2 separate regions of the Homo sapiens genome follow, and region 2 is linked to region 1. A link is a loop called in an ENCODE intact Hi-C map of the cell type or tissue named here. Cell type or tissue: heart right ventricle. All regions are shown on one strand.

Region 1 (8,000 bases):
GCATGGTGGTATGCACCTGTAGTTCCAGCTTCTTGGGAGGCTGAGGTGGAAGAATGACATGAGCCCAGCAAGTCGCTGCAATCAGCCGTGATCACGCCGCTGCACTCCAGCCTGGGCGACAAAAAGAAAAAGAAAACGGAGCCTGTTCACTGGGTGTGGTAGACAAGGTAAACTTTTCTTTACCTCCCATATCCCACAACCTTGGATGTGCTCACAGTCATGGTAGTGTTTTGTAATGATGTAGCTGATGACAGGTGTGATGTTGGAGATTCTTCTACCTGACTGCTGCTATCAGTCCTACCAGCCCCCAACGTTTGGTGCTTGTTCTAAAGGGCATGTCCTAGGAGTCGCTTTAAACTCTCAAAGTATCACTCTCTATACAAACAAGAAGTGCAAGTAAGTAGCCTGAGCTCAGCCTCCCAATAGGAATATTTCATTATCACTAGATCAAGTCTTTCCATTACAATGACTGATCTGTCTCTGAATCCTGTGGATTCATCCTTCAAAATGCCCTTTTCTTCCAGTTCTCATAGCTAGTGCCCTAAAAGTGACCTGCAGTACCTCCTGCTGAGACGAATGTACCAGCTTCCTAACTAGCCTGCACTCCCTTCATCCCCCCAAGTCAGTGCCAGACCACCTTGCCTGAAAAACCACTTTCAGTGTGTCTCACCTCAGCAGAAATGTTTCTCAGCTTCCAATTAACAATCACATCAAACCCCTGCTCTTGTCTGCGTTTTAAGGGTATCTATAGGCCGGGCGCCGTGGCTCCTACCTGTAATCCCAGCACTTTGGAAGGCCGAGGCGGGCAGATCACTTGAGGTCAGGCGTTCGAGACCATCCTGACCAACATAGTGAAACCCCGTCTCTACCAAAAATACAAAAAAAAAAAAAATAGTGGGGCGTGGAGGTGCACGCCTGTAATTCCAGCTACTCGGGAGGCTGAGGCAGGAGAATCGCTTGAACCCGGGAGGCAGAGGTTCCAGTGAGCCGACATCGCGACACAGTACTCCAGCCTGAGCGACAGAGCGAGGCTGTGTCTCAAAAATAAATAAATAATAAATTAAAAAAATAAGAGTATCTATAACCTGGTCCCAGCCTGAATTTCCTTTTTCACCCCAACACGTAGCCCTAGTTACATTCTTCTGACGTCTGTAAACAAGCCCAGCCCTTCCTGTTGTGAAGCCAAGTTCAGGTGGTTCCTCTTCGCCTGACTGTTTTCCCATTCCACTTACCGGAAGCCTAGTCATCCTTCGGAGGGCTGTACGGGGGTTGCAAGAAGCAACGGAAACGGTTCAGCACCTGCTACCTTCCATCATATTCTTTTCAATAAAGGGGCAACTCCCGCCAATGGCAGTGTAGATTTCCTAACCTCTACACATGGAAGATTCACACCATTCAGGATTGTTGTTTAACTGTTGAGAGAGCACTTGATACTTAACAGCTTACTAGGCTACAAGACAGCGCAGGAAAGAATCCTCTGTTGTCCTTTTATGTTATCCTGAACAGTTGGTTCACAGAGTTACTGTAAACACACAAAACATGACTGCCAGGGCTTAGTAGTGAGGAAGGTGGGAACTAGTCCTGACTCAGTTAACTGTGCCCAGGAGAAGCTGCTTAACCTCAAAGGATTTCACTATTACTAGAATCAATAATACCAACCCTAGGGGTAAAAATAAAGATAAATGTGTGCAAATCCTGCCTGCAGTCTCGGGCACGTCGTGGGTGTCCAAGAACTGTTCTTAGGCAGCCGGTGGGGACAAAGTCTGTGTGCCTCCTGTCCTGGAATAGGTCCCAAGGTCGGCTTACTTGCAAAGCAAGGGTACGGCGCAAGAGTACTGAATACGGGTTGGAAGGGCGCTGGCTCTACCCTCAGCTCATAGGCCGGCTGGGCGGCGCTGACCAGCAGCTAGGCCCCGTCTTCCCTAGGAACGGCCACGGGGGCCCTGGGAGGGTATGAATGTCTTTTTGCAGTGAGGCCTCTGGACCCCGCGGCCCCCCGGCAGCGCAACCAAAACTCAGGGGCAGGCGCCGCAGCCGCCTAGTGCAGCCAGATCCCCGCCGGCACCCTCAGGGGCGGAGCCGGAGGCAGGGCCTTCGGGCCGTACCAACTCCACGGGGGCAGGGGCCGCCTCCCTTCGGCCGCGCGCCACTCAAGTACGGCAGACAGGCAGCGAGGTTGCCGAGGCCGAGGCTAGCCTGCAGCCTCCTTTCTCCCGTGCCCTGGGCGCGGGGTGTACGGCAAGCGCGGGCGGGCGGGACAGGCACGCAGGGCACCCCCGGGGTTGGGCGCGGCGGGCGCGGGGCGGGGCCCGCGGGGGGGGGGGGCGGGGCGGCGGTGCCCTTGCGGCGCAGCTGGGGTCGCGGCCCTGCTCCCCGCGCTTTCTTAAGGCCCGCGGGCGGCGCAGGAGCGGCACTCGTGGCTGTGGTGGCTTCGGCAGCGGCTTCAGCAGATCGGCGGCATCAGCGGTAGCACCAGCACTAGCAGCATGTTGAGCCGGGCAGTGTGCGGGTGAGAAGAAAGGGGACCCGGTCACGGCCCCAAGGGCGAAGGGGCTCGCGGCGGGCAGGGCCTCCGCGGCAATGGCGACAGTGGCCGCACCGGGCCTGGCGGGACCGGGGCACCTGCAGGCGGTTCTCCCGGGAGTGCCCGGCGCGGCGGCTGGAGCGGGGATCCGCAGGGAGGGGACGCGGGGACTCGGGGGACGCCGCGCGCTGCCGTTCCTCGGCAGCCCAGCCTGCGTAGACGGTCCCGCGGCGCTGACTGACCGGGCTGTGCTTTCTCGTCTTCAGCACCAGCAGGCAGCTGGCTCCGGTTTTGGGGTATCTGGGCTCCAGGCAGAAGCACAGCCTCCCCGACCTGCCCTACGACTACGGCGCCCTGGAACCTCACATCAACGCGCAGATCATGCAGCTGCACCACAGCAAGCACCACGCGGCCTACGTGAACAACCTGAACGTCACCGAGGAGAAGTACCAGGAGGCGTTGGCCAAGGGTAGGTTCCAGGCTGAGCGGCGGGAGGCAGTCCCCGGCAGAGGCGACCCCAGGGAGCCAGGCCCCATACGGACGGGCCTCTCCGTGGAGGAGAACTCGCTTCGTATTTGTACCGGTTCCGAGTTTTCCAGGCACGATAGTCTCTCTTTTAAACACATGGTCTACCTCATTGTAGAAGGAGTGCCTCGATGGGTTTGAACACACTTCTGTCATCTCAGGGAACTTGGGGTCCTGCGAAGGAGCTTGCCTTACTGTTGTGAGCCACATTCCGTTACACATATTGCCAGCACTGGTGAATTGTAGGGCCTGAAAAGAAAGCTCTACTGTGTCACTCGTTTTTTTTGCAAATTGAAATTGTTCTTGTTGTATAATGTGCTTTGGGGAAATGTTTGGTCTCTCAGGTAGGTGTGCCAGCCGTTTGCAGGAGGGCTGAGAGCGCCTGTCCACTGGTGGCCAGACATCATCGGGTCCGCAGGTGTCTCTGAGTGTCAGGGTCACCTCCTGATAGAAGTGGGAGTGGTGTCTTACTGCCAGGTCACACTGAAGGTGGGAGACAGGAGGACACTACTCCGTGCTAGGAACCATGGTCCTTGTCATCTTCCTGAGAGCAAACGGGGTCGGGACTCCAGCCTAGGACTTGGAGACTCCCTGCATCCCCAGCTACCCTGCAGGTGAAACTTCACTGAGCCCACTTGACTTCAGGTGGGAGAGGAGGAGGCACACCGTTGTGGTGTGCGTTACCAAAAAAGCAGTAACCTAACTGTGGAACAGTTCAGGATCTTTAGACTTGATACTTTTCTTGATTTCCCTTAGGGGTCAAAGTTCACAAGGAAAATAGCCCTTTAGTGGGAAACTGAAACAGGCTTGTTTTTATTTACTATTTACTCATATTTGTAATGCAATTAAAATATATGTTGTTAACTTTTTTTTTTTTTCTCAAGAGCTCGGTTGATAAAACCAGGGGTATGTGGACTTTTTGAGTCTGTGCCTTTTGGGGGTGTGTATGGGAATGTTATGTTTTAACGTTTTTTACAAAATAGTATTGTCTTTTTAATTTATTCGTTAGTGGTTTGCACAAGGAAGATAATCGATAGTCATGTTTTTTAGACTCTCTGTATTGCTTGGTAAGCTACGTAGTAAAAAATGTTTACTTTTCCTTAAATGTTTTGAATTTCGGGGTTATGAAATTTGTTGAGTAATTTTTAGACAGTCACATCTTGTTGACTGGAGGCATCTAGTGGAAAAATGCAGTATTTCAGCCTGATTGTGTTTGAAGTAAATGATTAAAAGAGGAGGAAGTTACCACATTCTGGAAGATTTACTTGAGACAGACGAACCTTGAATTACGGGAAAAGGCCCCGTGATTTAGGAAATAACAAATTTGGGAAACATGTAATGGGGAGAGACTGGGGAATACCCCAGTTGTGAAAGTACTTCCTGTAAGGCAACATCTGACACCAGGAACCTTTCTCTTCAGTATTTTAAAAACAACTTAATTTCAGTCCTTTACTTGTGGAATCAGAGCCTTACTTATGTAATACAACCCACTGGAAAAAAGCTTTTTATTGTATTGTACTATATTGTTTATAAGTGATTGAGTACCTGCAGAGCTTTCTTTTACTTAAACATATTTTAAAAATTATTAAAAAGATTTTCATGTTTGAAAACTTGGGGAAAAAAGATAAAACAATGTCATAATCTCATCACATTTAACTGACTAATATGAATATTTTTCAACAAAAAGCATTTGACTTTTATTATTATTTGAGGCAAAAACTAAACTGAAACCAAATAAAATGTTGAATTTCAGAAAAGTGTTCTTAAAAGCAGATATTAAGCCCTCAATTTTTATTAATTTTAAAATGAGTAAGCAAACTGTAAGATGTTAAGATTATTAAATTATCTCTCATTAAGCATGTATCTTTCCCATTTTAAAAATTCAGTTACTATTGATTTATTAAAAAACAATAGAAAAGTTACATCTATTTTTAGAGTGACTCTCAAGAAAATTTAATAAGGGAAACACAGATCTATAAAAAACTGTTTGTAAACCTAACAAAGGAAAAAAAAAGTTGGTGTCTTTAAAAAACCCTTTGAGATTAGCTGTGTATTCAGATATCAGTTGGTTCTCTCCTTTCTGAATCGCTAAACAACTGGAGCTTGTTTCAGAAAGCAGCATTGTCTACGTATGTTCCTTTTAAAAATTTTTTTTTTAATTCTGTCTAAAAAAAACAGACGGGGTCACACTATGTTGCCCAGGCTGCTCTTGAATTCCTGGGCTCCCCTATCCACGCACCTCGGCCTTCCAGAGTGCTGGGATTACAGGTGTGAGCCACCGTGCCTAGTCAGACATACTTTTTTTTTTTTTTTTTTTTTTGACGGAATCTCAGTCTGTCCCGCAGGTTGGAGTGCAGTGATGTGATCTCGGCTCACTACAACCTCCGTCTCCTGGGTTCAAGCAATTCTCCTGCCTCAGCCTCCTGAGTAGCTGGGATTACAGGCGTACGCCACCACGCCTGGCTACTTTTTGTGGGTTTTTTAGTAGAGACAGGGTTTTTCCATGTCGTCCAGGCTGGTCTGGAACTCCTGACCTCAAGTGATCCGCCCATCTCAGCCTCCCAAAGTGCTGGGATTACAGGCGTGAGCCACCTCACCTGGCCTTGTATGTATGTTTTTTTCTTTCTCTTTCTTTTTTTTTTTCTGTGACGGAGTATTGCCCTGTCGCCCAGGCTGGAGTGCAGTGGCGTGTTCTTGGTTCACTGCAACCTCTGCCTCCTGGGTTCAAGCCATTCTCCTGCCTCATGCTCCTGAGTAGCTGGGATTATAGGCACGCGCCACCATACCTGGCTAATTTCTGTATTTTTAGTGAAGACAGGGTTTCACCATGTTGGCCAGGCCGGTCTTGAAATCCTGACCTGAAGAGAGCTGCCCGCCTCGGCTTCCCAAAGTGCTGAGATTACAGGCGTGAGCCACCGCACCCGGCCCAGACATATGTTCTTAACGTACACTTTCAGAACAGCAGTTGAGAACTTTTTCCAAAATGTAAGCTCCTTGAGAGCAAAGCTCTCAGTGGGTCTCTGTGTCCTTTACTTTGCTTCTCTTGGTATCTTGTGGATAATATGCACAAAATATTTATTAAACAAGAGGATTTCCATTTTTTTCTAATATTAATAGTTCATTTAGTCTGTAGCTTCTTGAAGGCATAGAAAAGACTATTTTATTTTGCCTACTTATTTGGCAAGGTACCCATGCAGTATGCCAGGAGTTACAGGGCCTATTGAGAAGGAGTAAAGGGTCTGGGAGGGGTGGCAGGGAGTTGCTAATTCATGTATGGTGGCTAGAGAAGGCTTCACTGATGGGGTTGATGTTTCAGTGGAGACTTGAAGGAGGAACAGGAACGCAGCATGAGACTGTCTTGGGGAAGAGTGTTCAGCAGAGGCAGCAGTGCTCAGCTAGCCTTGAGGGGAACATCCAAGTTGGTCATGTGAGTGCAAAAAGGCCAGTGAGGCTGCAGCTGCGTGAGCACGTGCTCAATGACGGGGTCAAGTGCAGCGCCTCTTGGTAGTAAGAGTAGCTGAGTGTAAACACCTAGGGTTCGCTCCAGTGAGAAGGGGAGCCTTTGGAGGGGGCAAGGCCCACCCCCACCCCCCAAAACTGAGGGGATAGTGGCACCAGTGCAGTGAGAAATACTGGTCCTCTGTCCCAATGAGGTGGCAGTAGAGTTAGGGAGAAGGGATTAGGTTCTGCTTGTGTTTTATTTTTTTCTTTTATTTTTCTCTGTGTGCTTTTATATAGATTGGATGTATTTTAAAGGTAGAGCTGGCTTTGCTAATGGATATGCTGGTGGATTGGATGTGGGGTGAAGGGAGAGGAGTCAAAAATGACATCAGGTTCCCAAGGATGTCCTGAGGGACAGAGCTGGCATTTACTGAGACGTGGAGGACAATAGGAGGAGTAAGTTTGGGGTAGAACATCAGGAGTTCAATTTTGAGTATGTTGAGTTTCTTGTTAATGTGACTTGGAGATATTTCCCAATGAATCGTCGTCTGTCTTGAAAGTGAGAGTTGAAGGTTTTCTGTACAGTCTGTATGTTGAGCCATACATTTTAGCATTCTATTATTTTGATTGTCCTCTTTGGTGTTTCATTTCCTAAAATCTCTTCTATCTAAGAGATCCCTGAGCCTAGCAGCCAGGAGTGAATTTTCTAGCTTTTCCACCTCTGCTAGGTCCTTCATCAGTTGTTCAGCATGTCTGGGACAAATAATTTTGGGGCGGGGGGGTGCTGAATTTTAGGACAAACGGATGTTATAGATAAGCTGGTCCCATTATCTAATAGCTTACAAAGAAAAAAATATAATGTATACAGTGGTTGAAAAAGTAGGAGTTACAAAAAAATGTGTTTGCATTTTAACTTTTCAGGAGATGTTACAGCCCAGATAGCTCTTCAGCCTGCACTGAAGTTCAATGGTGGTGGTCATATCAATCATAGCATTTTCTGGACAAACCTCAGCCCTAACGGTGGTGGAGAACCCAAAGGTTGGTATATATTGGTGCACCCTTATCTACATTTTGTGCACAGTAGGAATCGATTGTTGATTTACTGAAGTTACCTTATACTTGTTTTTTGTTTTTTTTGTTGTTGTTTTTTTGAGACAAGAGTTTTGCTCTTGTTGCCCAGGCTGGAGTACAGTGGCGCAGTCTTGGCTCACTGCAACCTCCGCTTCCTGGGTTCAAGTGATTCTCCTGCCTCAGCCTCCCAAGTAGCTGGGATTACAGGCGCCCGCCACCACGCCTGGCTAATTTTTGCATTTTTAGTAGAGATGAGGTTTCATTCACCATGTTGGCCAGGCTGGTCTTGAACTCCTGACCTCATGATCTGCCCACCTTGGCCTCCCAAAGTGCTGGGATTACAGGCATGAGCCACCGTGCCTGGCCTAAGTTACCTTATTCTTACCAGAGGTATCATAGTGGCATATTTTTCATAACAACGAGTATGATAAAAGTTGTA
Region 2 (8,000 bases), 250 kb before region 1:
CTCTTACATTCTGTATTCCATAAAGTCCTAGGACAAGAACATAATCCTGCAAAGTTCTTTGCAACCATATAACAGGGATGGCCTTTACTCCAGTTCCCAATACCATCTGAGATATCAGAATGGCCTTTACTATCCTTGTTTATACCAACATTCTGATCACAATCACTTAAGTAATCTCTAAGATTTAGGCTGTCTGTAGTTCTGGGGTCTTCTTCTGCGCCCTCACCAGATTTGCCATTAATGGCATTGTAGGCTTTTTCTAGCCTTCTCCTCCCAATTCTTCCAGCCTCTACCCATTATCCAGTTCCAAAGCCACTTCCACTTTTCAGATATTTGTTACAGCAACAACCCCACTCCTGGTACCAATTTTCTTTTTGTTTTGTTTTCTGCTGGTATAATGGAATACCACAGACTAGGTAATTTATAAGGAGCAGAGATTTATTTCTCACAGTTCTGGAAGCTGGGAAGTCCAAGGTCAAGTGGCCCACATTTGGTGAGGGCCTTCTGTGTCACCCCATGGCAGAAAGTGGGAGGGTGAGTGAGTGTAAAGAAAAAGAGGAAGAGGGCTGAATGCCTGCAATAGCAAAACCACTTCTGCAATAACAGCATTGATCCATTTATGAGGGCAGAGCCCTCATGACCTAATAGCTCCTTAAAGGTCCCACCTCTTAATACTGTCATAACGGCAATTAAATTTTAACATGAGTTTGGAGAAGGACATTCAAACCATAGCAACCAATATTACTGTCATAAATTTACCCAGGAAAAGAGAGTAACTAAGATCCTGAAGTAGCTGTTTCTAGATGAGATTAAATCACTATATGAAGCAGTTGGGCAAAAGGTAGGCTGTAGTGGATGCTGTGGTATGTTGTTCATATTCACCCTTCACATTCAAAGACACTAATTTCTCCAGATTTAGGAAATGTTTTATGCTTCACAGCTATGTTCTTCTCTAGGTACAGTCCTCAGCTGAAAGCGGCTACCCCATCCAAAGTAACATCTTCTCCTCAGGGGCAGCCTGCATCCAATGATCAGTTTATGAAAAGATGCAGAGACTTAGTTCCCCTCTTCATTAGGGACATAAATGTGTATACTGGTACATATTTAACAAGTTGTTCCTGGTGGATGGGGGAAGCCCTGGTTTGTAATATTGGGCAATTTTCATGGTGTAAATATTCCCACTGTGCCAATGTCAAGATCAACCTGACATCACTGAATGAGGAGTTGGGAGGAGATCCACACAGCTGACTCAGGAATCCAGCTGGTGGGAACCAGGGGACCCAGTTCAGCGCACCACAGCCATCCCTCGAAGGGCCCTCCTCATTTCAGAGCTCCTCACGAGATCAGCTGAGGCCTCTGTTGAAACCACATCAGACTTCCACTTCTTTCTCCACCCAATCCAGCAATCCTCCCTCCTTACGGTTGTTGATTCTGGAACACTCCCCAATACACTTCCTGCTCATAAGTTTCTATCTCATAGTCTACTTCTCAAGGAACCCTGAGCTACAACACGCTTAGATGCCAGTGTCCTTGTGGGTTCGTCCTTGGCTCTGTTTTCTTCTCACTCTGTACTCTTGCCCTGGGTGTCCTCACACATTCCTGAAGTTTGACATCACATCTGAATCAGATGACACTGCTCCATTCGGGACTCCTTTTCTGAGTCCAGTCCTAAATCTCCAGATTTCTGGGGACAGACAAACAGATTTCACTGGTGCAAAAACCTCACCTTATACAAAACAAACTCACCATCTTCTTCACAAACCTGCCTTTTACCCCTGTACTCTCTCTAAAATGAATCCTCATCTTTCCAATAGCGTAAGACTTTAAAACAAAACAAAACCTCAAACCCAGAATGACCTTGAACAGTTCCCTCTCCCTAAGCTCCTGGCAATTCTCTACTTCTGTCTCTGAGTGTCTGTCCATTACCTTACATTGCCTGCATCTCCACCTTACCTGGGTCCAGGTGATCTCTCGTCTGCGCTATCACTATCATCATGGCCTGCGAGGGTCTTTCTGATTCTCTTTTCCCTATTTTCCTGCCCAAACTGGTCTACAACAGCAATCTTCAAAGTCAGGGGACCCGGACATCCAATAGGATGCAAGAAGAAAATACTTGGGCTACTATTTTTTTAAATCACTTTAATCTCTTTATTTTAATATACATCTTAATTTGTACATGCTAGATCCATAAATGTTTATATTCTTAAGTAAAATGCTTTGGTTTGGTTGCATGCTCACTTAGTTGGTTTGGTTGGTTGGTTTGTTAGAGGTGCTTGATCAAAAAGTTTGCGGATCACTGCTCTAGTAGCTAGTAGCCCAGTGACCTTCCTGCCACACAGATTTTCTTATGTCCCTCCTTTACTCAAAGATATTCAGTGACTCCCTGGACTCAAACACCACTTTCTTCATCACCCTTCCCAGTGTCCAGTGCTGTTAACTTCTTTCCATTTATCCAGAGCTCCTCATATAACACACATTTATTTCTTTTTGCCTTGTATTACAGGTATGTGTGAAAACTGTCCTTATTCTCTAGCTCATTGAAGCTCATTGAAGACGGAGACTATAATTACACATTTTTCACCAGAGCCTAGGATTGCTCCATGCATATAGGAAGATAAATATTTGCTAAATGAATATTTGAAGTTTCATACACCTCAAAGATTCATCTTAATGATAGATTTCCTATTTAAATAATCCATTCTTCATAGAAAGCCTAATGGTAGTTAGTAAGACATCATGCAGGGCTAAGCACTTGTCCTCATCAGGGTAAGTCCACATCTCTAACAGCCACAGACCACAATCACCACAGAATCCAGAGAATGATACTGCCACAAGATGGCAGAATGACATCGTGCTTCAATATAACGTTTTCAGTTTGAATTATCTTCCAAAACATTGGTAGCCTACCCACTAGGCTGCCCTTAGAGCACATTGCACGTCCCCAGGAGAAAATGGAATAGAAGTTGACTTGACTTTCAGGCCATCCTCACCATGTCTCCCGGTCTTTGCAAAGGGTGTTACACGACAGGTGATGCCCATCTCCCGAGCACCTGCCACCAGAGACTCTAACACAGTAGGTCCTGTCTCCTGCAGGAGGAGTGGACTGCGGCCATCCGAGTGTCAGGACTTGTGGGTGGTCAGGCTGCCAGGGCATCTTCTGCTGGCAGCTTCTTAGCACTAGGTGCCTCCTCTTAGCCCACAGAGAACCAGATGGAAGTTAACATTTGGACCTGTTAGTCAGGGCTTCCCCCTCCATTTCCCTGTGTCCTTGAGCCACCCACATGCAGTCACCCAGGGCACCCCCACCTGTGGCTCATTCAAAGGATGGTAGAACGCAGACAGAAAAGGGGTAGTAATTGGCCTTGCATTTTGAAAGACTGGTGGAGATATTTTTGAATGTATTTTTTTCGGAGAATGCACGACAAGGAGTAGCAAGGCTTTCTTCTCTTGCACTTTCTCCCCAAGTCTGGATGAAGATTTCTGGAGCTAGACCTCTCTAAAGATGGAAGCCCTGCCCTCTCCATCCCTAGAATCCCCGGATCATTTTGAAGAGAAAAGATCAGAAGCCCAAGAGCCACCTTTCCTGGGTAGAGCCTGAAGGAACCAGGAGCCCAGGAAGAAGGGCAGACAAGCTCCCCTGACTCCAGTGTGACAAAATAAACGTCATTTACAGAAGACTCACAGTATTCCAGGCATTGCTCTAAGTACTGACTGCTTTAATTTTCACAACAACCCTATGAGACAAACTATTTTTATTTTTATTTATTTATTTATTTATTTTTTGAGACTGAGTCTTGCTCTGTCGCCCAGGCTGGTGTACAGTGGCACGATCTTGGCTCACTGCAATCTCCACCTCCCGGGTTCAAGTGATTCTCCTGCCTCAGCCTCCTGAGGAGCTGGGATTACAGGCGCATACCACCAAACCCAGCTAATTTTTGTATTTTTAGTAGAGATGGGTTTTCGCCATGTTGGCCAAGCTGGTCTTGAACTCCTGACCTCAGATAATCCTCCCACCTCAGCCTCCCGAAGTGCTGGGATTACAGGTGTGAGCCACCATGCCCGATCTGAGTCAAACTATTTTTAATTAATGCCCACTGTTGTTTTCAGATGCAAAAACAAAGTTCCTGCCTTTGCTGGGAAATGTGGGACCTTCCTCCCATCCAAACAGTCTCTGAAGCCCATGCCTTTAACTTCTTATTTTTATTTTTTGTAGAGATGGGGTCTCCCTGTATTTCCTAGGCTGGTCTCAAACTCCTGGCCCTAAGCAACCCACCCGCCTCAGTCTCCCAGAGTGCTGGGATTACAGGCATGAGCCACTGTGTCACATGCCTCAGACTTCTGAGCGTGGAAGACACCAAGGAGAGCTGAACCTGAAGAGGCTTTAGGCTGCACTGGGAAGATCGAATCATGAGCCGTGGGTGCTCAGCTAGAGGAAGGTGGAGGGCACCGACTGCTGAGTAGCCCCTGATGAGGACAAGACCCCAGCAAGCGTCATGCCCAGAGGCCTCCACATAAACTTTCCTCAACTTAGAACTTACTCTTAGGAAGGGCACCAACCAAATTAATTGATTTCTACTCAACAGTGGGTCGATGGCTCAAAGTAGAAATTAAATTCAGTACCAGAAAAGTAAAGAAAAAATCAATTTCTGGCATGTCTGACTTGGACTGAACTTCATTCCCACTAGAATAAGGAAAAGGAAGAAAACAAGCCAGGCACTCTTTGACACCACTCCATGAATCCTCCCCACAGGCGCAAGGGGCTAATGTTGACCCTGAGGACACACATGCCAAGGAGTTGAGGGCCGCAAAGGCCAGCACTAGTGCCGGTGCCTGGTGGAGAACGAAACCCAACCCAGACCAATAGAAAATGCTCAGTGTTTCCACTGCCATGAAGTCTTGGGTATTAAAGGTCATCTTATCCAAGGCTGCCATCTTAGCGATGAGAACACTCAACTTGAAGATGGAGTGAAGCCTCTTGGACTTGCTGACCTGCCAGCCCTGCTGTTCACCCTGGCCCAGTCCCACTGACTGAATCCCTCTGGAGAAAACTCATGTGACTGGAAAACTTCCTCTTATTCAGTACAAATGACTCCATTTTATTTGCAGTTTTGGCACCGCCTTATCTCTGATTTTGATAAAGGGAGCTTTGCTGAAAAGCTCTTGGCAGTGGTTCAGTAAGGGATTTTTTTTTTTAATTTAAAAAGCTTTATTGGGGTATCATTAACATGCAATGACTTGCTTATTGATATACAATAAATTGTCCATTTAAACTGAACAGCTTGGTAAGTTTTGACATATGCATACACCCGTAAAACCATCAGCACCATCAAGATAGTGAACGCATCCATCCCCCACAAAACTGTCCTTTGTCCCTCCTTTGTATACCTTTCTGCCCCCCGAAAGCAACCACTGATCTGTCTTCTGTCTCCATAGATTAGAGGGAATTTTCTAATTTAATATAAATGGAACCATATAGTATGTACTCCTTTTTATGTGGATTCTTTTGCTCAGCATAATTTTGACATTTGTCTCCTGTGTATCAATAGTTCACTCAGTTTTATTGCTGAATAATATCCCACTGTATGGGTATACCAGTGTATCCATTCACCTATCGTTGGACATTTATCAGTTTTTGGGGGGTAAGTATCTAGGAGTGGAATGGATGGAATGCATGGAATACATGGTGGGTCTACTACTTGCAAAGATGGTTGTACCATTTTATATTCCCATCAGTAGTGTCTGAGACTTCCAGTTTTTCTACATCTTTGCCAACACTTGGTATCATCAGACTTTTAAATTTCAGCCATCTTAATGGGTATGTAGTGGTATCTCACTGTGGTTTTACTGATAATGTCTAATGATGTAGAACAGCTTTTCATGTGCTTATTTGCCACCCATATATCTTCTTTGTGAAGCGTCTGTTCAAAGTTTTTACCCATTTTTAAATGGGCTTGTTTGTTTCTTCATTGTTGAGTTCTGAGAGTTCTTTATATATTTTAGATAAAGTCCTTTTCACATACATGCTTGGCGAATATTTTCTGCCCATTTATTGCTTATCTTTTCGTTGTCTTAACAGAGCCTTTTCAATGGCCAAGTTTTTAATTTTCATAAAGTACAGTTCATCACTTTGTTACTTTACGGATGGTGCTTTTGACACCGTATGTAAGAAATCTTTCTTTGCCTAACCCAAGGTAACAAAGGTTTTCTCCTATAATTTGTAGAAATGCTATAGTTTTGGATTTTACATTTAAGTCTATAATCTCATTTGTTAGCTTTTGGTTTTTGTTTTTTTAGGGTCTCACTCCCATTGCTCAGGCTGGAGTGCAGTGACATGATCTCAGCTCACTGCAGCCTCAACTTCCTGAGCTCAGGTGATTCTCTCACCTCAGCCTCTCGAGTAGCTGGGACTACAGGTGCACGTCACCCCACCTGGCTAATTTTGTGTATTTCTTTTAGTAGAGATGGGGTCTCCCCTTATTGCCTAGGCTGGTCTCAAACTCCTGGGCCCAAGTGATCCACCTGCTTCGACCTCTCAAAGTGCTGGGATTATAGGTATGAACCACCGCACCCAACATTTGTTAGTTTTTGAACACACTTTAAATTATGGATTCAAGGAGCTAAGTTTCTTCTTCTTCTCCTTTTTTTTTTTTTTTTTTTGCACCTGTTCCAGCATCTTTTGTCAAAAATCAGTTGTCCATATATGTGTGAGTATATTTCTGGACTCTCTACTCTGTTCCATTAATCTATTTGTCTATCTTTATGCCAATGGCATGCTGTTTTGACTGCAGTAGAGGAATTTGAGCATGAGAAGTTTAAAAATGGCTCTGAGGTCCATCTTATCCTGGAGATTTGGAATTCCTTTTTCCTTCCAAGTCAAGGGGGAAAGCCTACAACCTCTTCTTAAAGGTGAGCATGACCTGTCTTTTGCTCAAAGGGTCTTAGCACTGCTGCCAACAAGTTGCAACAGAGAATTTTCTGGGCCTTTGTGGATGATGGGAAGCTCTGCAGAAAATTCATCCATCATTGGCTCCCCAAACCAGCCTCAGAGCCAAGCTGACAGCAAACCAAAGGCCTCATGTAGCCACTCCCACTGGCAAGGAGGAGTGCCCTCTCCTGTAGGAACAAGGACTACGGGGTGTCCCTCGTTCTGGACACTTGCTAGCAGTTTCTGTAAAGATTTCCAGACACGGGGGCTGAAATTAGACATTAAAATCACATTTGGGAATATTAAAGAATTTATTGTACCTCCTTCCCGTCCCTCATTTCCCTCTTCCAACATCACTCTCGATCTTCAGAAATTGTGAGACAGTTACATGCTAAGAAGGAAGTAGGAAAAGAGGCTGTCTCTAGCTCTGTCTCCCTAGGAGCATGGTATTGATGACCTGCATGAGCCTGGCACTGGGCAATGGGCAGGGCTGGACAGAAAGTTAGGGGAGCAGGGAACGTGGAACCTTCTGTATGATCTGTGTGATTTGCCTGTAAATCTAAAACTATTCTAAAATAAAAAGTTGTTTTTTGTTAAAGGTCCAAGTAACTGTTTAGAAGAAAAGTTAGGGAAAGGAAAGGTTTATTAAAACTAATGAAAAACAGCCTAGCCATTATAAAAAGTAACGGCTCTCTTTTTTTATTATCTTCCCAACTGAAAAATGACCATAAATCTTCAGTCTTCCACAGACTCCTATTTGTTGGGTGTGCATTTCTTCAAGCTGTGAAACAGCCATAGATGGCTCCATGCAGCAGGAGCAAACGTGTTTTTGTTTCTCCCCCAACCCTTCCTGGTTCAAACACCCTTCCCTTTGTTCCTCCTTCTCCTCAACCCTGGTCAAGTCATTTTCTTTCTGGTTTAATCAGAGATAAGAAAAGCAGATCTTGAAAGTCTTTTCACAGGAGAATCTAAAAATCTCAGTGCTGATGGAAGGTATGGAAGCATGGGAAGTTAAAGAAGAGGACTTCCGGCTCTCATCATCTATCACCGCTGCTCTGGCATAACACAAATGGAG

The links. A loop is a pair of places that touch in the nucleus more often than their neighbours do. Peaks named below come from ENCODE experiments on the same cell type or tissue, not always from the same donor. Only the 100,000 strongest peaks of a DNase experiment are listed, where the experiment ranks them.
Region 2: a loop joins it to region 1, with 2.3 times the contacts of the local background. A loop is called at or near these places in 29 of 110 quality-filtered maps.

The regions. Positions count from the first base shown.
Region 1 is chr6:159,687,654-159,695,653 of GRCh38, reverse strand. SOD2 (superoxide dismutase 2) reads left to right here and starts at 2,413. Exons shown (of 5, transcript NM_000636.4): 1 at 2,413-2,509; 2 at 2,791-2,993; 3 at 7,412-7,528. The coding sequence starts at 2,487. RefSeq lists silencers at 1,211-1,380, 2,061-2,350, 2,551-2,730 and an enhancer at 3,101-3,170. In heart right ventricle, a CTCF peak has its summit at 4,236; DNase peaks (open chromatin) are centred at 1,203, 2,103 and 2,873; H3K4me3 peaks cover 4,287 bases; H3K27ac peaks cover 5,133 bases.
Region 2 is chr6:159,936,740-159,944,739 of GRCh38, reverse strand. No RefSeq gene overlaps it. Among named protein-coding and RNA genes, the nearest start is that of IGF2R, 28 kb to the left of the region's middle. RefSeq lists an enhancer at 2,853-2,972. In heart right ventricle, CTCF peaks have their summits at 2,636 and 2,839 (motif pointing right); a DNase peak (open chromatin) is centred at 4,999; H3K27ac peaks cover 645 bases.